Regions from separate parts of the Homo sapiens genome. Here all the other regions are linked to region 4. Evidence: chromatin contacts called from ENCODE Hi-C or POLR2A ChIA-PET data. All regions are on one chromosome and are shown on one strand. The core of a region is the stretch at or near the end of the contact, and the rest is flanking DNA. Distances in the headings are between cores, read along the strand shown.

Evidence for each region. Hi-C counts contacts between places; a loop is a spot of excess contacts on that map. ChIA-PET counts read pairs that join two places held with the same protein, here RNA polymerase II (POLR2A). Pooled maps may share reads with other maps.
Region 1: a pooled map shows a loop between it and region 4 (8-fold over the local background). The contact joins the enhancer-like site here to the promoter of OAZ1 in region 4. A Hi-C loop is called at or near these places in 7 of 50 pooled maps.
Region 2: a loop to region 4 is called in a pooled map, with 12 times the contacts of the local background. The contact joins the promoter of ZNF57 here to the promoter of OAZ1 in region 4. A Hi-C loop is called at or near these places in 6 of 50 pooled maps.
Region 3: a pooled map shows a loop between it and region 4 (14-fold over the local background). The contact joins the promoter of TLE5 here to the promoter of OAZ1 in region 4. A Hi-C loop is called at or near these places in 4 of 50 pooled maps. POLR2A ChIA-PET finds 5 or more read pairs at or near these places in 2 of 52 experiments (B cell and activated CD8-positive, alpha-beta T cell).

What each region holds. Positions count from the first base shown.
Region 1 is chr19:3,034,270-3,039,635 of GRCh38, reverse strand. It overlaps a transcript of TLE2 not described here. Among named protein-coding and RNA genes, the nearest start is that of TLE2, 7.7 kb to the right of the region's middle. RefSeq lists silencers at 3,136-3,195, 3,856-4,025 and an enhancer at 4,166-4,365. Within about 2 kb of position 3,340, at least 38 of the 41 ENCODE cell types and tissues checked have a DNase peak (open chromatin) inside an H3K27ac peak, as active enhancers do.
Region 2 is chr19:2,896,683-2,902,224 of GRCh38, reverse strand. ZNF57 (zinc finger protein 57) reads right to left here and starts at 1,297. Exons shown (of 4, transcript NM_173480.3): 1 at 1,177-1,297. The coding sequence starts at 1,179. It also overlaps the pseudogene LOC100419704. RefSeq lists enhancers at 1,100-1,249, 1,109-1,680 and a silencer at 1,860-1,909.
Region 3 is chr19:3,061,245-3,067,239 of GRCh38, reverse strand. It overlaps TLE5 (TLE family member 5, transcriptional modulator), which reads left to right and starts at 4,745. Exons shown (of 7, transcript NM_001130.6): 1 at 4,745-5,066; 2 at 5,983-5,995. The coding sequence starts at 5,040. LOC105372242 (a long non-coding RNA gene) reads left to right here. Exons shown (of 4, transcript XR_001754027.2): 3 at 414-507; 4 at 1,212-1,294. RefSeq lists silencers at 163-371, 1,280-1,469, 4,530-4,739, 5,662-5,931.
Region 4 is chr19:2,266,430-2,271,999 of GRCh38, reverse strand. It overlaps OAZ1 (ornithine decarboxylase antizyme 1), which reads right to left and starts at 2,514. Exons shown (of 5, transcript NM_004152.3): 1 at 2,256-2,514; 2 at 470-615; 3 at 46-218. The coding sequence starts at 2,401. LOC105372240 (a long non-coding RNA gene) reads left to right here and starts at 2,747. Exons shown (of 2, transcript XR_936242.3): 1 at 2,747-2,898; 2 at 3,128-3,507. RefSeq lists silencers at 673-1,012, 1,023-1,222, 1,433-1,492, 2,458-2,947 and enhancers at 2,201-2,815, 5,311-5,480.

The sequences.
Region 1 (5,366 bases), core at 2,091-4,590, 770 kb before region 4:
ACAGGAGGGAGCAGATAGTATGTGTTCCCAGAGCCACGAGGCCTCGGAAGACTGAGGGAAGCTGAGCAGGTAGGAGGAGGGGAGCTACTCTAGCCAGGCTGGCCTCTCTAGGATGTGATGTTTGATCTGAAAGGAAGAGAAAGGCTGGCCGTGGTTCAGGCAGAGGGAACAACCAATGCAGTGCAGAGGTCTTGAGGCTAGACTCTGGTTTGAGGAAGAGGGAGAAGGCCTGTGTGGCTGGAACAGAGGGGGAGAAGTGGGAGGAGGTGAGAGGAGGGAGGCGATGGAAGTCAGATCACATAGACAGAGGTAGGGAGTTTGGATTTTATGTTGAGGGCAATAGGGAGCTATGGAAGGTTCTTGAGCAAGGGAGGGATGGACTCTGATTCACTTTTTTTTTTTTTTTTTTTGGAGTGGGGAAAGGATAGAGTTTTGCTCTTCTTGGCCAGCCTGGAGTGCAATGGCACGGTCTCAGCTCACTGCAACCTCCGCCTCCCGGGTTCAAGCAATTCTGTCTCAGCCTCCCAAGCAGCTACAGGTGCCCGCCACCACACCCAGCTAATTTTTTTTTTTTAATTTTTATTTTTTTTTTGAGTCGTGGTTTTGCTCTTGTTGCCCAGGCTGGAGTGCAATGGTGCGATCTCAGCTCACTGCAACCTCCGCCTCCCGGGTTCAAGCGATTCTCCTGCCTCAGCCTCCCAAGTAGCTGGGATTACAGGCATGCGCCACCACCCTGGCTAATTTTGTATTTTTAGTAGAGACAGGGTTTCTCCATGTTGGTCAGGCTGGTCTTGAACTCCCGACCTCAGGTGATCCGCCCGCCTCAGCCTTCCAAAGTGCTGGGATTACAGGCATGAGCCACTGCGCCCGGCCTTAATTTTTGTATTTTTAGTAGAGACAGGGTTTCACCATGTTGGCCAGGCTGGTCTCGAACCTCTGGCCTCAGGTAGTCCCTCCATCTTGGCCTCCCAAAGTGCTGGGATTACAGGCGTGAGCCACCACGCCCAGCCCTGATTCACATTTCAATGGATCATCAAGGATGTGGGTGCAATGGAGAATGCATAGCATAGATGTGGAGCGTGAGGGGAGAGTGGGAGAGAAGGACCCTTTAGGACATAGTGGGGGCTGGACACAGTGTTTCACACCTGTAATCCCAGCACTCTGTGAAGCTGAGGGAAGAGGACTGCTTGAGCCCAGGAGTTGAAGACCAGTCTGGGCAACATAGTGAGACCCTGTCTCTACAAAAAAATTTTTTTTAAATTAGCTGAGTGTGGTGGTACACACCTGTGATTCCAGCTACTCCGGAGGCTGAGGCAGGAAGACGGCTTGAGCCCAGCGAGGTCAAGGCTGCAGTGAGCTATGACGGTGGCACTGCACTCCAGACTGGGTGACAGAGTGAGACCTTGTCTCAAATAATAATAAGGACAAAATAAATGTTGGGAGTACAAATAGCTACCCTTTATGGAGCATTTACTATGCATTATTATTATTGTTATTGTTATTATTATTTTTTTGAGACAGAGTCTCGCTCTGTCCCCCAGGCTGGAGTGCAGTGGTGTGATCTCAGCTCACTGCAACCTCCGCCTTCTGGGTTCCAAGGATTCTCCTGCCTCAGCCTCCTGAGTAGCTGGGATTACAGGCGTGTGCCACCTTGCTCGACTAATTTTTCTATTTTTAGTATAGATGGGGTTTCCCCACGTTGACCAGGCTGGTGTCGAACTCCTGACCTCAGGTGATCCACCCATCTTGGCCCAACTAAGTGCTGGGATCACAGGTGTGAGCCACTGCACCCGGCCTACTATGCATTATTGTAAGTACTTTATAGGCCTTATTTGAAGATTCTATTATTAATCTTGTGTTCCAGACAAGGAAACCCAAGCAGAGTAAACGTGCCTGGCACTGAGCCGTTGTCACTCTGGGACTTCTCCCCCAGCCGCCCAGTTCTTACTCAGGGAGAGGCTGGAGTTCCTGAGCCCCTCAGCCAATCCTAGTGCCTCCTACCACGGGCTCCCAGGCCCTGACTCCTGCTGGTCAGAACCCACTGTGACTTCAGGACCCATGCGAAAGTAGGCACAGGGGCCTTCTAACCCTAGGGGGTATCTACCTCCCCGACACTTCACAGCTGGGGGATGTTCCCAGATCCACACAGCAAAGCTAGGGGTCAGAGCCCAAGGCTCACTCTGTCACAGGAAAGGGCTTAAGGCTGCCCCATCTTTCTTCTGTCCACTTAGGGTTAGGGTAATCTAAAGGCACTGCTCAAATGAGGCAACTCCTATGCATTCTGCAAAACCCTAGCTTAAATACCGAAACCCAACATCTTTTTGTTTTGTTTTGTTTTTGTTTTTGTTTTTGAGACAGAGTCTCACTCTGTTGTCCAGGCTAGAGTGCAGTGGCGCGAACTCGGCTCACTGCAACCTCTGCATCCCAGGTTCAAGCAATTCTCCTGCCTCAGTCTCCTGAGTAGCTGGGACTACAGGAGCGTGCCACCATGTCCGGCTAATTTTTGTATTTTTAGTAAAGACCGGGTTTCACTATGTTGGCCAGGCTGGTCTCGAACTCCTGGCCTCAGGTGATCCGCCTGCCTCGGCCTCCTGAAGTGCTGGGATTACGGGCGTGAGCCACCACGCCCTGCCCCAACATCTATTAAATACTACCACCCAACATCTAGAAAGCTATCCCAACTTCCCAATGGGGGCGCTAAATCCTGGCTGAGCCTGCCCCCACTCCCACCCCCAGCTCTGATCCTCCCTAACCCCAACCCCGACCACAGGGGTTCTGAGAGAGCTGGGCTGTCTCCCCCTCCTCCCAAACTTGGGAGCCCCTCCTTGAGTTTCCACCAAGGTCAGCCCTGGCTGCTCCCAGGCAGAACAGCACGGAGTATGGGTTTCATGAAAGTTTTGTCCAGCAATCTCACTGTGCATCTGGGTAAACTGAGGCTCAAAGAGAGGCCCTGGAGGTTCTAGGGAGATGGCTCCTCATGTTCCTGGGTGGAAGGAAATGTGTGTGTGATTTTTCCGGGGGGCACACCGCCAAGCGTGGCGGGGAGCTGAGGCTCAGAGGTCACCCGCGAGCCCGGGGCCAGCGGGAGGGGACAGGCCTGGCTGGTGGCCCGGCAGTTCGGCTGGAGGGGGCGGTAGGCAGAGGTTGGCGGTGTCGGAAGCCAAAGGCTTGGCCTCCCCGAGGGAGCCGCTTTCCCGGCCCGGGTCGGATCAATGGGCTGTAATTATACCGCGCCGGGCCGGGAGCCGGCAGGGAGGGAGCGGGAGCTGGCGGGAGGGAGGCGACGGGCGGGAGAGCGCGGGCCGGAGAGGTACCCACGTTACTTTGATTGACAGCCTGGGCGGGAGCCGCGCGGGAGCTTCTGGGAATCGTAGTCTTTTTCTGAAAACCCGTGCTCTCCTCCAGCTTCCACGCTCGGGGAAACTGAGGCACAAGGCCCAGCACCACCCCCCTCCACCCCTGACTACCTATAGGCCCATCCCCCCCACCTGGGGGTAAAACTGAGACCGTTCCTGGAGCCCCCAGGCTCGGGTAAGAGCTTCAGCTCTTCGCCGGGCGTCCAGCGTGACTTAACTACTCTTTGCTTCAGTTTACCTATCTGTGAAATAGGGAGAAAGATGCAACCTCTGCTCCGCCAGCTAGCTGGTAGCATATTGCACGAGGGTCCCTTGTTTTGAAGGGGAGATAGGCCAGGCTTGGGGGTGACTCGCTTTCCCCTGTTTCTGGATAATAATGGAGCCTTAGCCCCCCCTCCTCCAATCCGGTCGAGCTCGGGCGTCCACTAGGGTCTCAGATTCTCCTAGGGAGGGGGGCCACACTCGCCAAACCCCGCCGGGAGCGCCGAGCTGCCTTCCGATTGGCCCTACTGATCCCAGTGCCTCCTGCCATTGGTTGCTGGTCTCCTAATCCCCATTGGCCAGTTTCCTATGTGACGTCACTGACCCATGTGGGAGCGTCGCGAGCGGATTGGCTGGCGCCCCCAGCCAACCACCGCGGAGAAAGGAATTTCCACAGTAGCTGGGGCGGCCAGGCTGATTTAAGGTGGTCTGAGCAATCCGGGGTCCCAGCGCAGCTTCTCAGCTTTTTCCCTTTTTTTTTTTTCCGTAAACCCACATCCACAACGTAAAACCCTAGCCAGGAACCAGGGGCTGAGCCTCTCTGTAATGGGAAGGGGGAGATCGGCGGCTGAGCTCCTTTTCCCCTCTGGCAGCTTCTTCCCTGATGGTGCAGCTGGGGAAACTGAGGCGCAAAGAGGGGGTCCGTGAAGTCCCGCGTGGCAAATGAAGTCGCTGGGGACTCTACCCACGTTGGAACACGCCTGGCAGGTTGCTTCCCTGCTTCCTGCTCTGGCCGGATGTGGTATTTTGGGGAGTTATGGAGTCACAGGCGGCCAAGGGTTCCCCAGTATGCACACAGTTGCTGGCAGCAGAGTCTCCCCAAATTCCACCCGCTGCTCCCAAAGTTGGGGATGTTGCTGCCCAGAGCAAAAACTCCTCCTTCCTGGCGGATCACACACTAAGGGATGGGGTGTGTTCCTGTGTGCGTGTGTGGTCTTGTGGCTTCTCGGGCAATCCACAAATCTGTATTTACCCTCCCCGGTGCAGTGTGCCTGTTAGAGGGATCTGAAGACTGCTGGGTAAAGATCCCCTGCTCTAGGGAGCCTCAGCTCACTCACCGGGCAATGCCCCTGTTCCTCGCCCGGCTCTGCCTTCATCCTTAGCTCGCTCCTGTGCTGACACTGACCCTATGTGACCCTGGGAGGGTACGTGTCCCTGTACCTCTGTCCCCACCAGATGCTCTGGGAGCCCCTCCCTGGAAGGCCTAGGGCTGGATCTTCTCTAGGAATCCAGCCTCTTGCAGCATGTGGAGGTGTTCGTAGACTAAACATCCATTTATCCACCAACACCAAGCAGTTTATATCCAGTGTGTGTATGTGTGTGTGTGTGTGTACGCGCGTATGGAGAAGACAGGAGGCGAAGAAGACAGGAGGCTGGGGGAGAAGGCTTTTGCAGGAGACAGTTTTTGGGTTGGGCCTTGAAAAAAATGGACTTTCTCCAGGCATAAAAGGAGGGGGAGGGAATTCCAGGAAGAGATAACAAGCAGGGAAAGGCTCAGAGGTGGGAAAGAAAGGACACAAATTAGGTGATCTGGCCAGGGTGGCTGGAGGGGGTTGGGGGTGTGGTGTGATCTGGTGGAGGAAGGTGAAGCTGGCTGGGGCAGGGTTGCAGAGGTTCCAGTGCTAGGGTGAAGAGCTGGAAATTTATCCCTAGGGCAATAGGGAGCCAGGGGAGGGTTTGAGGGAAGGAGGGCCAGGCTCCAATTGAAGATCACCAAAAACAAAGGCTGCTCAGAGGGAGGAGGTGGCT
Region 2 (5,542 bases), core at 48-2,547, 630 kb before region 4:
GAGGTCGTCCCCCAAACTGCCTCTGACCCCCAGGCCGTCCCTTGCCATCCCCCCAAGCTGTCCCCTGTAAGGTTCTCTGAGCTGGCCGCACCATGGTCAAGCCCCCCGCCCTTGTGATAATGTACTTTGTGATATTCCCCCGCCCTTGTGAATGTACTTTGTACGATACGTCCTCCTCGCCCTTGTGAATGTACCCCGCCCTTGTGACAATACACGCTCGCGCCCTTGTGAAGGTACTTTGTAATATTCCTCCCAGCCCTTGTGACAATACATCCCCCAAGCCCTTGTGAATGTACTTTGAAACATCGTCGCCGCCCTTGAGAATGTACTTTGTAACACCCACCAACTGTCCTCAAAAAAACTGCTCCTAACTCCGATGCCTGTCCCAAACCTATAAGGACTAATGATTGCCGGGCGCGGTGGCTCACGCCTGTAATCCCAGCACTTTGGGAGGCCGAGGCGGGCGGATCACAAGGTCAAGAGATCGAGACCATTCTGGCCAACATGGTGAAACCCTGTCTCTACTAAAAACAAAAATTAGCCGGGCGTGAGGGCGGGCGCCTGTAATCTCAGCTACTCCGGAGGCTGAGGCAGGAGAATCGCTTGAACCCGGGAGGCGGAAGTTGCAGTGAGCCGAGATCACGCCACTGCACTCCAGCCTGGCGACAGAGCGGGACTCCGTCCCAAAAATAAAAAAAATAAAAAAATAAAACCAATAATAATCCCATCACCCTTTGCTGAGTCCTTTCTCAGACTCAGCCCACTTGCACCCAAGTGAGTAAACAGCCTTGTGGCTCACACTAAGCCTGCTCAGGTGACCTCTTATACGGACACGCGTAACATCCCCAACCTGCTGACCGTCCCTTGCCGTCCCCCCAAACTGGTCCCTGACCCCTGACCGCCCCTACCGTCCCCCCAAACTACCTCCAGCCCCCCTCCTGCCCAGGCCTCCCCCTAAGTTACCCCCAAGCTCCTTGCCGCCCCTTCCGTCCCCCCAAACTGCCCCCAGTCCTCCAGCCCGGCCGCTGTGATGGCGTCCCCGGGTCCCAGGTGCTAGTCCTGCGCCGCCCCGCGCGTCCCTCAGCCAATCCCGGCCGCAGACTTCGGCGGACTCTGGTTCCAGCCGGTTCCCGTCGCTCCGACCGTCCCCTGGCTCTGCTCCTGCCTCGCACTCACCATGTCTCCCCTGCTCCTGGGCTCTCCAAGGCGAGCTCTCCGTGGCCTCGCGGCCGGCGCAGCTGAAAGGTACAGGTACTCCCGGGCCGCTCGTGGTAGGCAGGGCACGCGCGGCAGGGAGGACGAAACGTCCCGCCCTCGGGGCCTCGGAGCTCAGGAAGCGGCGCCCTGATTGGACAATCTCTAAGCCCCCGCCCTTTCAACGCTCTGAGCGGACAGCGTTTTGGACACGCCCCCTTCACCCCTGGGGCCTTCGATTGGACACTACTGCAAACCTGCAATCCGCTTCCCGGTGTCCGCCCCGTGCCTTGATTGGACAGTTTTCCGGACCCGCCCCCGGAGCACCTGATTGGAAGATAACTTCCGCGCCGCCCCGCCTCCTGTCGCCCGAGTGACCGGCGCGTAGCCAACGCTAGTGGCTGACCCGCCAGCGGTGGACACTCCCGTTTGCGCGAACTCGCTCTGGCCCGGGGTGAGCCCAACCTCTCCCCGCAGCTCGGCCGCGCCTCCCGCGTCCTTCTCCCGAACGGGCACGAGAAGTCCAGACTCAGTTTCCCCACGGAGCAGCCGGAGTGCTGCGTGGAGGGGAGGGGCGAGCGAGCGGCGTGGGTCGCGTGGGGTGAGCCCTTCGTGGGGCGGGGTCCTCAGCCGTGACGTCACCGCGCTGCCCCGCGTGGGCGCGGACCCCATGGAGGCCCTGCCCCGTGCTGGAGCACGTGCTGTCAGTGTCCTGATTTTTTTTTTTTTTTTTTTTTTTTTTTTTGAGGTGGAGTCTCGCTCTGTCGCCCAGGCTGGAGTGCAGTGGCGCCATCTCGGCTCACTGCAAGCTCCGCCTCCCGGGTTCAGGCCATTCTCCTACCTCAGCCTCCCGAGTAGCTGGGACACAGGCACCCGCCACCACGCCGGCTAATTTTTTTGTATTTTTAGTAGAGACGAGGTTTCACCGTGTTAGCCAGGATGGTCTCGATCTCCTGACCTCGTGATCGGCCCGCCTCGGCCTCCCAAAGTGCTGGGATTACAGGCGTGAGCCACCGCGCACGGCCAGTGTCCTGATTTTTTTACCCAAACGTTTCCCAGCCTCCTGTCCTTCCCACAGGCCCCTGCACTTTGGCTCGCCCCCGACATCTGAGCCTGCACTAAAATAAGGACCAAACCTCGAGTCACCTGATCCCGAAAATGGGCGGACCCCAGGGAGCCCCTATCCTGTCTGGCCTCGCTGGATTTGTTTTTTTGTTGGACATTGTTTTTTGTTTTATTTATTTTTTTATTTTGAGACGGAGTCTCACACTGTCGCCCCGGCTGGAGTGCAGTGGCGTGATCTCGGCTCACTGCAACCTCCGCCTTCAGGGTTAAAGCGATTCTCCTGCCTCAGCCTCCCGAGTAGCTGAGATTACAGGCGCCTGCCACCACGTCCGGCTAATTTTTGTATTTTTAGTAGAGACGGGGGTTTCACTATGTTGGCCAAGCTGGTCTTGAACTCCTGACCTCGTGATCCGCCTGCCTCGGCCTCCCAAAGTGCTGGAATTAGAGGCGTGAGCTACCGCGCCCGGCGGACATTCTTTAGATCAAGAAATCCGGGGCCGGGCATGGTGGCCCAAGCCTGTAATCTCAGCACTTTGGGAGGCCGAGGCGGGTGGATCACGAGGTCAGGAGATCGAGACCATCCTGGCTAACACGGTGAAACCATCTCTACTAAAAATACAAAAAAATTAGCCAGGCGTGGTGGCGGGCACCTGTAGTCCCAGCTACTCGGGAGGCTGAGGCAGGGGAATGGCTGAACCCGGGAGACGGAGCTTGCAGTGAGCCGAGATGGCGCCACTGCACTCCAGCCTGGGCAACAGACGGAGACTCCGTCTCAAAAAAAAAAAAAAAAAACAAAATCCAGGCCAGGCGTGGTGGCTCACACCTATAATCCCAGCACTTTGGGAAGCTGAGGTGGGTGGATCACCTGAGGTCAGGAGTTCAAGACCAGCCTGGCCAACATGGCGAAACCCTGTCTCTACTAAAATACAAAAATTAGCTGGGCCTGGTGGCGCGTGCCTGTAATCCCAGCTACTCAGGAGGCTGAGGCAGGAGAATCGCTTGAACCTGGGAGGCGGAGGTTGCAGTGAGCTGAGATCCTGCCACTGCACTCCAGCCTGGGCAAAAGAATGAGATACTGTCTGAAAAAAAAAATTAAATTTAATTTAAAAATAAAATTAAATAAATAAATTTGGGATAAACCAGTTAACTGTCTCTCAATCTCTCTCTCTTGTTTTTTTTGTGTTTTTTTTTTTTTGAGACAACGTCTTGCTCTGTTGTCCAGGGTAGAATGCAGTGACAAGATCATAGCTCGGCCGGGTGCAGTGGCTCACGCCTGTAATCCCAGCACTTTGGGAGGCCGAGGCGGGTGGATCACGAGGTCAAGAGATCGAGACCATCCTGGCCAACATGGTGAAACCCTGTCTCTACTAAAAATACAAAAATTAGCTGGGCATGGTGGCGAGCGCCTGTAGTCCCAGCTATTCGGGAAGCTGAGGCAGGAGAATGGCTTGAACTAGGGAGGTGGAGGTTGCAGTGAGTTAAGATCGTGCCATTGCACTCCAGCCCTGGTGAAAGAGTGAGACTCCATCTCAAAAAAAAAAACCAAAAAACAAAAAACAAAAAAACCAGCTCACTGTAAACCAGAACCCGTGGACCAGTTAACTCTTTTTATTTTTTGTAGACAGGCTCTACCTATGTTGCCCAGGTTGATTTTGAACTCATGGCCTCCCGCCAGGACCCCAAAATGCTGGGATGACAGGCATGAACCACCGTGCCTGGCCCACTGAACTCAATATGCTTACAGAATGCAAATGCATTTGAATTGAGGAGTCTTCGCCCTCACAAAGTTGTTTATATACCCATGGGCGACCTCTCTGTCACCTTCTCATGAGATACCTGAAATTGTCCTCACACAGACCCGGCAGGTGGTGTTTAGCCTCTTCCTCAATATTTTATATACTTTTTCCAGAAAATGAAATTTTAGTCCATCAATACATTTAATTATGTATATTGCACGTATTTTATCAAGTTCTGGCAGTTTTGCAGTTATGTTTAGTTTCTCAGAAAAGCAATATTATCACTTCCAATGACAAGATTTACTTCTACCGTTACATTCTTTTTATCTATCATGGTGATTTTTGACGATGTTACATTCAAGCAGGGATAAATAATTGAAGTGAAAATGGGTGTTCCTTTCACTTGGAAGCCTGCTGGCACCTACCTGTTCTTCTCATGTTCTGTAGCCAGACCTTCTATGAGTAGCAGGCTGGCCTGTCAGTCATTGTGTCTGAAATTGACCAGAGAAATTTTAGCAATGGAAAGTAATTGAAAAAAATGTGGCCGCCTACTTAGAAGGTTTTATGCAAGTTGGGCCAGATGTGGTTGCTCACACTTGTATTCCCAGCACTTTGGGAGGCCAAGGCAGGAGGATCGTTTCAGTCCAGGAGTTCGAGATCAGCCTGGGCAACATAGGGAGAGCCCATCTCTATAAAAAAAATACAAGCCGGGCGCGGTGGCTCATGCCTGTAATCCCAGCACTTTGGGAGGCCGAGGCAGGTGGATCATCTGAGGTTGGGAGTTCAAGACCAGCCTGACCAACATGGAGAAACCCTGTCTCTACTAAAAATACAAAATTAGCCAGGCATGGTTGTGTGTGCCTGTAATCCCAGCTACTCAGGAGGCTGAGGCAGGAGAATGGTGTGAACACGGGAGGCGGAGCTTGCAGTGAGCTGAGATAGTGCCACTGCACTCCAGCCTGGGCGACAGAGCGAGACTCCGTCTCAAAAAAAAAAAAAAAATGTTCACAGTCCAGAGAAAGCCTACAAATGCAAAGAATGTGGGAAGGCCTTCTTTCGTTCCTTCTACCTGATCATACATGCCAGAATGCACACGGGAGAAAAAGCCTACAGGTGTGTGGAATGTGGGAACACCTACAGTTGGCCCTCGGACCTTAGGGTTCACATGAGAACACACTCTGGGGAAAAGCGCTGTGGATGCAAACAGTGTGGAAAATCCTTCAGTTCTCCCTCCTCCTTTAAGGGACACATAAGGACTCACACTGGAGAGAAACTGTACACCTGTAGGGAATGTGGGAAAGTCTTCAGTAGTCCCTCATACTTCCGAACACAAGTGAGAATTCACATTGGAGAGAAACCCTATGTGTGTGAGCAGCGTGGGAAAGTCTTCAGTTGGTCATCATCTTTTCGAGGACATTTGAGAACTCACAGTAGAGAGAAACCCTACGAATGTAAGGAGTGTACAAAAGCCTTCGGTAGACTCTCGTCCTTACAAAGACATAAGGATTCACATTGGAGAGAAACTCTCTAAATGTATGCAGCATGGA
Region 3 (5,995 bases), core at 3,496-5,995, 790 kb before region 4:
GGCCGAGAGTGAGGTCCTTTTTTCAGGTGTCAAACTTAAGAGGGGCCAGGCGTGGTGGCTCACACCTGTAATCCCAGCACTTTGGGAGGCCCAGGAGGGCAGACTGCTGGAGCCCAGAAGTTCAAGACCAGTCTGGGTAACATGGTGAAACCCCATCTCTATGAAAAACAAAAATTAGCCGGGCGTGGTGGCACACGCTTTTCATCCCGGATACTCGAGAAGCTGAGGTGGGCAGATTGCTTGAGCCTGGGAGGTCGAGGCTTCAGTGAGCCGAAGTCACACCACTGCGCTCCAGCGTGGGTGACAGAGTAAGAACCCTGTCTCAAAAAAAAATAAAAAAGCTAAGGGGATGCCAAATACCTAAGTCATCAGGATAAACACTATTTTGATGCAATCTACTTTTATTTTTTGAGATGGAGTCTCCCTCTGTCGCCCAGGGTGGAATGCGATGGCGCTAACTGAAGAATCTTGCTCTAAAACCTCCTGTGGCTCCCTAGTGCCCTCCAGGTAAAATCCCAGCTCCTCAGCCCAGCAGCACGTGCTGCCATCGTGTCCCGGCCAGAAGCCACACTGCAGAGTGCTCAAAGGCCCAAGGTCAAGATCAAAGGCCTGGGATAACATCGTGGTTCTGCCCCCTACCCACTTGGCCAAGTCACTTCACTTCTCTGTGACTCACTTTCCCCATTTTTTTTCGTTTTCTTTTTTTTTATTTTTTATTTTTGGAGACAGAGTCTCATTCTGTCGCCCAGGCTGGAGTGCAGTGGCACGATCTCGGCTCACTGAAACCTCCGCCTTCCGGGTTCAAGCGCTTCTCCTGCCTCAGCCTCCAGAGTAGCTGGGATTACAGGCGCCCACCACCACGCCTTAATTTTTGTATTTTTAGTAGAGACGGGGTTTCGCCATGTTGGCCAGGCTAGTATCAAACTCCTGATCCTCAAGTGATCTGCTTGCCTCGGCCTCCTAAAGTGCTGGGATGACAGGCCTGAGCCACCCTGCCGGCCTGTTTTCCCCCCATCTCTAAAATGGGTGTGACAACTGTACCTAAAGGTTAAAGTGCTTAAGGCAGCCCCTGGTGCGGAGCAAAAACATACAGACCTGTGTGGCTTGGTTGATTATTTATAGTGTGGGCCACCATTCTGGGCTGCCTTCTATGCAGAAAAAAAACCTATTTTCTAAAAACGATGATTTCACAATGACTCTCTCCTTCACAGGCCTAGGTCCCTGTGGGTGGCCCAGCCCTCACCTCACCGTGCTCAAGGTATCTGTGTCCAGTTCTGCTTCCCCTGACAGTGTGGGGGCTTCGAAAATGGGGCTGTTTGGTCACTGGGCGGGCACACTGATACCGGAAGGCGCCTGCCTAAATAAACACTGGCAGGTGGCCTCCCAGGAGAGGGGGTGTCTGGTCCCCACGGCAGTGGGGGTGGGGTGGCAGGGGTGCTAGCGGCAGGACTGGCTTCAGGGGCAGTCTAGGAACGCAGTCTCTCAGGGCCCTGCAGGAAAAACAAGGGTGTTGCGGTTGGTTGAAGGCTTGGCTGTTACTAAGTAGTATTAATCTCTGTTTCTTTGTTTCTTTTTTTTTTGAGACAGAGTTTCGCTCTTGTCGCCCAGGCTGGAGTGCAGTGGCACAATCTTGGCTCACCGCAACCTCCACCTCCCAGGTTCAAGCAATTCTCCTGCCTCAGCCTCCCAAGTGGCTAGGATTACAGGCGTGAGCCACCATGCCAGGCTAATTTTGTATTTTTAGTAGAGACGGAGTTTCTCCATGTTGGTCAGGCTGGTCTCAAGCTCCTCACCTCAGGTGATCCGCCTGCCTCGGCCTCCCAAAGCGCTGAGATTACAGGTGTGAGCCACCACACCCGGCCACCAAGTAGTAGTAATCTTAAAAATCCAAAATCCTAATCCTTTCTAGCCTCATCTTTTTTTTTTTTTTTTTTTTGAGACAGAGTCTCACTCTGTCACCCAGGCTGGAGTACAGTGGCGCGATCTTGGCTCACTGCAACCACCACCTCCCAGCTTCCAGCGATTCTCCTGCCTCAGCCTCCAAGTAGCTGGAATTAGAGGCGCCCGCCAAAACACCCCGGTAATTTTTGTATTTGTAGTAGTGACGAGGTTTCACCATGTTGGCCAGGCTGGTCTCGAACTCCTGAGCTTGTGATCCACTGGCCTCGGCTTCCCAAAGTGCTGGGACTACAGGCATGAGCCACTGCTCCCGGCTTACAAAAAATGTTAAAATTAGCTGGGCATGGTGGTGCACTCCTGTAGTCCCAGCTACTCAGGATGCTGAGGTCGGAGGATCACTTGAGCCCAGGAGTGGGAGGCTGCAGTGAGCTATGATTGCACCACTGCACTCTAGCCTATGCAACAGAGGACTGTGTCTGAAAAAATTTTTTTAGGCCGGGTGTGGTGGCTCGCGCCTGTAATCCCAGGACTTTGGGAGGCCGAGGCAGGCAGATCACGAGGTCAGGAGATCGAGACCATCCTGGCTAACACAGTGAAACTCCGTCTCTACTAAAAATACAAAAAATTAGCCGGGCGTGGTGGTGGGCGCCTGTAGCCCCAGCTACTCGGGAGGCTGAGGCAGGAGAATGGCATAAACCCGGGAGGTGGAGCTTGCAGTGAGCCGAGATGGCACCACTGCACTCCAGCCTGGGCCACACAGTGAGACTCCACCTCAAAAAAAAAATTTTTTTTTAATAAAAATATTAAAACACTGCTTTAAAGATTATTAATCTTGATCACTGAAGGCTATCACCCTTACCTGCCAAGGTAAGGAGCCTGGGGTTCCAAGTCTATTTTACAGATGGGAACACCCAAGGCCCAAATCAATTGCATTCATTCAAGGGAGCAGGCTGCCTAGTGGATGACGATGATGAAGAGACTGTGTTTCGCACCTGCCAAAGGGGGACCTTAATGTCATAGCCTTATTTCAGTAGCCTCTTTGGGACCTGTTCTCTGCGTGGCAGAGAGAGGGATCCTTTAATAACCGCCACCAGGTCCCATCCCTCCTCTTCCCACGGCTCTCCAGGATTCCCACCTCACTCAGAGCAAAAGCCCAAGTCCAGGGCCAGGCGCAGTGGCTCACACCTGTAATCCCTGCACTCTGGGAGGTGGAGGCGGGAGGATCACCTGATGTCAGGATTTCAAGACCAGTCTGGCCAATATGGTGAAACCTGTCTCTACTAAATATACAAAAATTAGCCAGGCGTGGTGATGCGCACCTGTAATCCCAGCTACTCAGGAGGCAGAGGCAGGAGAATCACTTGAATCCGGGTGGCAGAGGCTGCAGTCAGCCAACATCACATCACTGCACTCCAGCCTGGGCAACAGAGTGAGACTCCATCTCAAAAACAAACAAACAGCTGATCACGGTGGCTCACGCCTGTAATCCCAGCACTTTGGGAGGCCGAGGCGGGCAGATCATCTGAGGTCGGGAGTTCAAGACCAGCCTGACCAACATGGAGAAACCCCGTCTCTACTAAAACTCCAAAATTAGCGGGGCGTGGTGGCACGTGCCTGTAATCCAGCTACTCGGGAGGCTGAGGCAGGAATCACTTGAACCCAGGATGCGGTGAGCTGAGATTGTGCCATTGTACTCCAGCCTGGGCAACAAGAGCGAAACTCCATCTCAAAAAACAAACCAACCAACCACCAGGTCCCGTCCCTCCTCCTCCCACAGCCTTCCAGGGCTCCTACCTCACTCAGAGCAAAATCCCAAGTCCTCCCCAAGACCCACAAGTCCTTGCTGGACTGGCCTGCTTCACCAGCTACAGAGTTAGCAGGGCCCAGTGCAAAAGAAAACTCAAAGGCCCCTTGTTCAAAAATGATTAGAAATCTCAAAATGCAGCAGTAAATATTAACCCAAGCACAAGCCCTGCTGTGGGGTGGGGGGGCCCTGGACAAAAGCACGAAGCCCCCGGCCCTGCCTCCCTCCGGCCTTCCTGACCTCCCCCCGGGCACTCTGCTGCCAGGCACAGTCCTGCCCCAGGGCCTTTGCACCTGTTGGTCCTGCCTCTGACTACCTCTGTACCCCATCCCCCTGTTCTCCCTCCTTCTTCAGGTCGCTTTAGGGGTGGAGGAAGCCGTCTCTGATCCTCCCTCCCACCTCTTTAACTTTGCACCTTCCTACCCTGCCATTCTCCCGGCTGGTTTTTCTGCAGAACTGTCCCCACCATCTGACCTGCCAGGAATTCAGCTTGTGAATTTGTCTCTGTCTGTCTCCAGGCACCACCACCAGGGCAGGGACCCACCCCCGCCCCGCCCCACCCCAGGGCCCTGGAGCAGCGGGGCCTGGCACACAGTAGGCGTTCTATAAATGTGTCACAAGAATGGCTTCCCTCAGGAAGGCGGCATTACCGCTGCCTTTCTGCAGAAAAGGAAACTAAGGCTCAGCAAGAACCACCGCCCAGCCAGAGCCAAGGTCACAGAGCACGTCCGTGGCACGCGTCCAGGTCGTGCCACAGCAGGGCCGGCGGCTTCGACGCGGGCAGCCGGGTCCCTTTTCTTTGACAGATGGGGAAACCGAGGCCCGGCCGGCTGCCGGGTAGGAGAGGGTGGCGGGGGCCGCTGCCCGGGGCGGGGGCGGGCCGGGCCCAAGGTCACCGCGGCGGGCGGGCCACGGGGAGGCGGGCCGGCGTGGGGATCCGCAGGCCTCCCCGGGCGCGCGCGTCCCCCCCCTCGGCGGCGCGCACGGGGCACGGGCGGCGGCAGGTGGAGCCGAAGCCTCCGCAGCAGCCGAGCCGCGGCCACTGCCGGCGTCGCCGCCATTAGACAATAGCGGTGGGGCCGGGGAGCGGGGAGGCGGGCGGCGGGGAGGGGCGGGGAGGGGCGCCGGGCGCGCAGGAAGCGGGGCCCGGGGCGCGCCGGGGCCGGGCGCGCGGGGAGGGGGCGCAGGAAGCGGGCGAGGCCGGGCGCGGGAGGCGGCGGCGGCCCCGGGAGCTGCCGATCGGCGCCGGGACAAAGGCGCGGCCGCCCGGCGCCCCCAGCAGCCCGAGCCGGGGCGCACAGCCGGGGCGCAGCCCGCGCCCCCCGCCGCGATTGACATGATGTTTCCACAAAGCAGGCATTCGGTAAGCGGGGCCCGTCCGGCCGGCGCCCCCACCCCGGATCCGGGCCCTACGCCCCCGACCCCCGGCTCCCGGCCCCGCGCCCCCCAACCCCCAGGCCCGGTGCCTCCGGCCCGGCGCCCCCCCCAACTCCCCGGCCCTGTCTTCCCTCTCCAGCTCCCAGCCCGGCGCGACCCCCCTCCCCTCCTGCCGCCGGCCCCCGGACACCCCCCCTCCAGTTCCCGATCCACCCCAGCTTCCGGGCCCCGAGCCCCCCCGCCGCAGCTCCCGGCTTGGCGCCCCCCCCCCCCAACCCGCCGGGACAGTCAGGGCCTCGGACGGCCTTGGCCTCGGGCCTGGGGCGCTCCGGAAGCCCCGCGAGGCACCTCTAGCCCGGGGATCCTTTGGGGGCCTGTGGTGGGGGGGGTGATCCGAGGCGCACCCCTCCCGGAAGAGCGTGTCCCCGAGGAAGGGCGCTGGGAATCTGGGGTTGGGCCCCCCCGGAAGATTTCGAGCACCGAGAGAGAGACCCCTCCCCCAAGAGGACTTTGCAGGGAGGAATCGCTGCCCCCCAACTTGGGGAGGGGGCTCCCTAGGGCGCGTTTCTACCCCCCTCGGATGTGCACTCCCTCCCGGCGCTTTGGAGGGCGGTAGAGGGCGCACCCTGCCCCCCATCTAGGGCGGGCCTTAAAACGCACCCCCACTGCCTGGGGGTGGCGGGGGACGGGGCGGCTCCGGGCGCACCCACCCGCTCGGCTTCCCCCGGGAGAGGCGGGGGGCAGGAAGCGCGGGTGGGGTCGCGCCAGGGGCCGTAAACACGGGCCCAGGAAGTGGGGCAGGAGGGGGGGCGCCGCAGCTGCGCGGCCGCTCCCTCCTAGCCGGCCCTTGAGGGGGGTCCAGCCCACGCCTGGGCCTGACCCGGGCCGCCCCATCCCTACAGGGCTCCTCGCACC
Region 4 (5,570 bases), core at 1,265-3,764:
CCTGCTCCCCTGGGTGAGCACTCCCTGCCTGTCCTTGCCCCTCACCTGTCCTTGCTCCCCTCGGGCAGCGCGCCGCCCGGGATCTCGATGTAGAGGCTGCCGCCACTCAGCACTGTTCGCCAGTTAATGCGTTTGGCGTCTGTGAGCCTGGACTGGACGTTGAGAATCCTCGTCTTGTCGTTGGACGTTAGTTCCTCTGTTACATTCAGCCGATCATCCTGTCCAGGGGGTGCAGCCCAATTCAGAACCCTGACTCACCCCACAGGACTCCAAGAACCCGGCAGCGCTAAAGCTTGGGCCTAGGCCGTGTTGAGCTCAGGCAACGCCTGGGCTGCAGGAGACTGTGCGCCGGCTCTGATGAAACTCAGGGTTCCCACGATTACATTCAATCACAGGTACGGGCAGCAAGGTGCACAAGAAAGTACCTGTGGCCCCAGAGCAGCCCCAGCAGGCCCGGCCCCATACTCACGGAGTAGAATAAGTTAGCTGAAAGATTGTGATCCCTCTGACTATTCCCTCGCCCACCTGGGATCTTCAGGGGTGGGTGAGGGGCATCAGGAGCACCACCGAGGCCCCGGACCCGGGTTACTACAGCAGTGGAGGGAGACCCTGGAACTGAAGATGATGCAGGTCACGAGGCAGCGCCAGGCTCCGGGCGGAGACCCCTCCAGGGCGTCCGGGCGGCCTTCAGCACATCCCCACCCCTGCCTCGGCCAAAAGACCCCGCCCCGCCCAGGCAGGGGCCCACCCGGTCCCACACCCCCGAGGCTTCCCGAAGGCAGCTCCAACGCCTGCCCCAAGCACCTACAAGGGCAGCAGTCACTGAGCCCCGACTCCTCGGGCGGCGCCGCCCAGGACAGCCCAACCTTCCCAGGGCGGGGGGCCCCTTCCCCTCACGCAGCCCCGCCGGGGCAGAGCCTCACCCCCCGGCCACCAAGACAGCCAGCGCTTCCCCTTTTCAGTTCTGTCGCGGCTTCCCCTTTCCACCCTGCACTACGGCCAAAATCTGGGACTCTTGCTTGTCCCCGCGAAGACCGGGCGGGCCTAGCCTGACCTCATGGAGGACGCGCCCCGCTCCGGCTCCCGGCCGCCCGCCCCCCCGCCCCCGCTCCAGGCCCGGGCCCTCCCGGTTGCGTCATCCAGGCAGACGCGGCCTCGCGCCCCGGGGGAGATTTTCACAATCGCGCAGCCGGCAGCGCCAGCAGCCATTTGCTGCGCAGGGTAAACAGGCCCCAAAGTTGCCTCCATTTTGCACGGCCCCCAAACCGCGGCACCGCCAGCACCGCGGCCCAACCTCCCGATCCGGGGCTGAGCGACGCCCACCTCGGGGGACGCAGTCGGGAAAGCTCGACCGAGACCCCGCGGGCTCCCCCACAACCGCAGCTGGCACCCGCGCCCCCGGAAGCGGGACGCGTCTTCCCGGGAAGCGGCGGGGGTCTTCCCAGGGCGCTGCCGGGCTGTCGGAGTGCGCCACCCCCAGCTCCCCGGCGGCCCCCGCGGAGAAGCCCTGGGTGCCGTCTACGTGCGCGGCCTCGCCCGGCGCGTCCCGGGCCATCCAGACCGACTCGCTCAGGGGCGAAAAACGGGGCCCACGAGGTCCGTCGCGTGCAGGGGCCACATCGAGGCAACAGGGACCCGCGGGAGCTCGTCCACCGCAAAGCGCTCCCCGCTCCCGCAGCGCACGCTCGACGGCCGGGACCGAAAAGTGCAGATTCACCAGCCCCGCGGGCCCTGCCTGTCCGCGGACCAGCCCCCCAAGGCCGACCCCGCCCCCAACCAGATTGCCCCATCCTGCGCCTCCCAAATCCGACCCGACCGCACACCCTTCCTCCAAACCGAATTCCCAGTCTGCGCCCCGCAAATCCAACCCTCGACCAGAAGCCTCTCCCCTCCTCCGAAGCCGAGTCCCATCCCGCGAACCCCGCAAAAGACACACGCCTCCCCCGACTCCCCGTCCTGCGCCCAAATCCGACCTCCGACCCATGCCCCTCCCGCAAATCAGGCGCCCCGGACGGTGCCCCCCAAATCCAACTCCGCACCCTTGCCCCCCAAACCCGACTCCCCCGAGAGCACTGCTAAGGCCGGGGGGGACCTCCAGGCCCGCCCTGCGCCTACCTCGTCCCCGGCGCGATTCTGGCCTTGACAAAGGGGCGGATCTCGCGCGCCGGGGACCTATCTGGCGCCCCGAGGACGGCCCCCCGCAGGCCTGCGCGGCCGGCGCTTCTGGAAGCTTCGGACGGGGGCGGGGCACTTACCTCTCACTGCTGCTGCCGCCGCGGCTGTGCAGGCTTAGGAGCGGCATGGTGCGGCTGGCGTGGATGGTGGCGCTGGGTTTATCCCCTTCCTTCTCTCTGGCGAAGCAGTGGCTATTGAGGATCCGCTGCAGGGAGGATTTCACCATCCGGCCGCTGGGGTCCGAAACCAGGAAAACCTCCGCTGCGTCTCTCCGCGCCGCCGCCGCTGCTCGCCGTTCGCAAAATGGCGCCTCTGCCGCCGCCCGCCTTTATAGATGCTGCGCCCAGGCCACGCCCCCCGCGCCGCCGGGAACGCGACCGCACGAGGGGCAGAGCCGCGGGGCCGCCGGGAAAAAAAGTCGCGCCCGCCCCTCCCAGCGCCTGATTGGTGAAAGGGAAAGGGAAAGGAAGAGGCTCTCTGGAGATTGGTTGGTGAGCCTCGGGCCACGCCCCCTCCTGCGCGCGTCCTTCTGGGGGCGGGGCTGCCGTGGCGCCGGGTACGCGCTGCGCGCGCCCCGAGCCGTCCCCGCCCCCACAATCGTGCCTTGGGGGCGGGGGCGGCTCGCTGGGGCCGATTTTCGGGGGTCTTCGAGTGCCCGTTTGTCTGTCGTGGTCCACGTCGCCCTCCCTAGGGTCCCTTCACGCAGCGGGACCCCTCCCCTGGGTAGGCCCCCGGGTGCTTGGGGGGTTGTCCAACCGCGCCAGAATTATTTCCAGTAACACCTGGTAATCATCGATGATATTACTGGTTTTATTTTTTTAAATTTGGTCTTGCAGTTCTTAAAATGCTTCCAGTGTTTAAAAAAAAAGAACTTCCAATGTTAAAGATATTCAAATTTAGTAAAATATTTCGTGTACAATTTGGACTTAAGCAAAAATTTTACTCCTTGCAGATAAATTCAGATTTTTCCTGTGGAAACTGAAACTTACCCTAAGGAAAAACACTACTCCTGGCAGTTAAAATTCAGAAACACATCTCATGTATGAACTAAAATGTGGATCTCCCAAGGAAAAAACGATTTCTTTGGTGGTCAAGTTCGGTAAACTGTTTCGCCTGTGAGGTAAAATGTGGACTTACCTAGCAAAAATATTTCCCCTCCTGGTTAAATCCAGAAAAAAAATCTCAGGTATGAACTGCACTTTGCTTTTAATAAGCAAAGATATAACTCTTGGCAGTCACATACGGGTACATAGCTTGTGTGTAGACTAAATTATGAATTTAGCAAAAAGTTGCCACTTTGCAGTGAGGTTTAATAAAATATTTTTTATTTCATGTATAAACAAAATTTTGTTCTTACCAAGCAAAAATGCTACTCCTGGCAAATCCTGATTCCTTTCATGGTTTTAATTTTGTTTTGTTTGCGACCGGGCCTGGCTGTCACCCAGGCTGGAGTGCAGTGGCGCAATCTCGGCTCGCTGCAACCTCCGCCTCCCAGGTTCAAGCGATTCTCCTGCTTCAGCCTCCTGAGGAGCTGGGATTACAGGTGCCCGCCACCACGCCCGGCTAATTTTTGTATTTTTAGTAGAGATGGGGTTTCACCATGTTGGCAAGGCTGGTCTGGAACTCCTGACCTCAGGTGATCCGCCTGCCTCGACCTCCCAAAGTTTGGGGATTAACAGGCGTGAGCCACCGCGCCTGCCTGTCTTTCGAGATTTCGTACTGCACCAGAAGGCTGTTGTTGCATCTCTGCTACGAGCATTCGCTATTCAGGTGTTGAGGCAGAAATTAACTCCTGCGGTTGACATTTGGGGCCGCCCTGGGCACTGCAGGGCGCTGAGCAGCGTCCCTGGCCTCCACCCACTCCATGCCTTGAGCACCCCCAGTTGTGACAACCACAAGTATCCGCAGACATCACCCAGTGTCCCTTGGCGGGGGCAGAATCACCCTGGGTGAGACTCCCGAGTTAGGGGATTCCACGGACCCCCCCAAGAGACTCTGCATCCCATGATCCTCTGCCCTGCTGAGGTCCCAGGAGACTGCGCACGTTGAAATCCACACCTTGAGGCAGAGGTTGCAGTGAGCTGAGATGGCGCCGCTGCACTCCAGCCTGGTGACAGAGCGAGACTCTGTCACAAAAAAAACAAAAAAAAAGCAATCCACACCCTGAGTGGGGAAGGAGAGAGGAGAAGCATCCCAGGAGCTGGGGGCCTCCTGGTTTATACCGTTTGCCCCATTAGGAGTTTATCCTGAGGCTGGGCACGGTGGCTCACGCCTGTAATCCCAGCACTTTGGGAGGCCGAGGCGGGTGGATCACGAGGTCAGGAGTGCAAGACCAGTCTGGCCAACATGGTGAAACCCCGTCTCTACTAAAAATACAAAAATTAGCTGGGCATGGTGGCGCGTGCCTGTAATCCCAGCTACTCAGGGGGCTGAGGCAGGAGAATTGCTTGAACTGGCACCCGGGAGGTGGAGGTTGCAGTGAGCCAAGATTGCACCACTACACTCCAGCCTGGGCTACAGAGCGAGACTCCATCTCAAAAAAAAGGAGTTTATTCTGGTGTCTGGTGTGAGCAGAGAACAGACTCTGTTTCAAATAATTAACTCAGGGTCTCCTCCCTCGGACCCGTGGACATTGGGCTTGGATTGTTCTCTGGGGTGGGGCATCCTGGGCAAATGGTATGAACCAGGAGGGCCCCAGCTCCTGGGATGCTTCTCCTCTCTCCTTCCCCACTCAGGGTGTGGATTGCTTTTTTTTTTGTTTTTTTGTTTTTTGAGACGGAGTCTCGCTCTGTTGCCAGGCTGGACTGCAGCGTCCTGGGCACTGCAGGGTACTGAGCAGCGTCCCTGGCCTCCACCCACTCCATGCCAGGAGCACTCCAAGTCATGACAACCAGAAATGTCCCAAACATCATCCAATGTCCCTTGGGGGCAGAATGACGCCCCTAAGTTGAGGACCTCCTCTGGGAACAGAGGCAAGAGCCTGCTCGAAATGAACAGGTCACCGGTGCGATTTCCAGAACAGCCACGACCAGGGAGCCCCATCCCTCCATCCTGACTGCAGCAGCTCTCACTTCCTCCTCCTGCCTGCCTCTGATGGCCGCCTGCCAATGCTGTGAGGCTTCTAGAAGGGCCACCCCCACACTGGCCAGGCCACGTGGGATGAGCGCTAGGATCAGCAACTGCGCCCTGCTGGCCCACCTGGCCGGGTTCCCCAGAAACTCCCCAGGGTGGGAGGTGCTTTGCTGGGAGCTGGGGAGTCTGTGACTGGTGAGGGGCCTCCCGGACAGCAGGGAGAGAAAGAGGCATATCTTTCTCTGGAGGTGGTGAGGCTTGAACTGTCTGAAAGGGACAGCAGAGGATGTGGGGTGGTCAAGGATAGAGGGCCCATGCCTGGG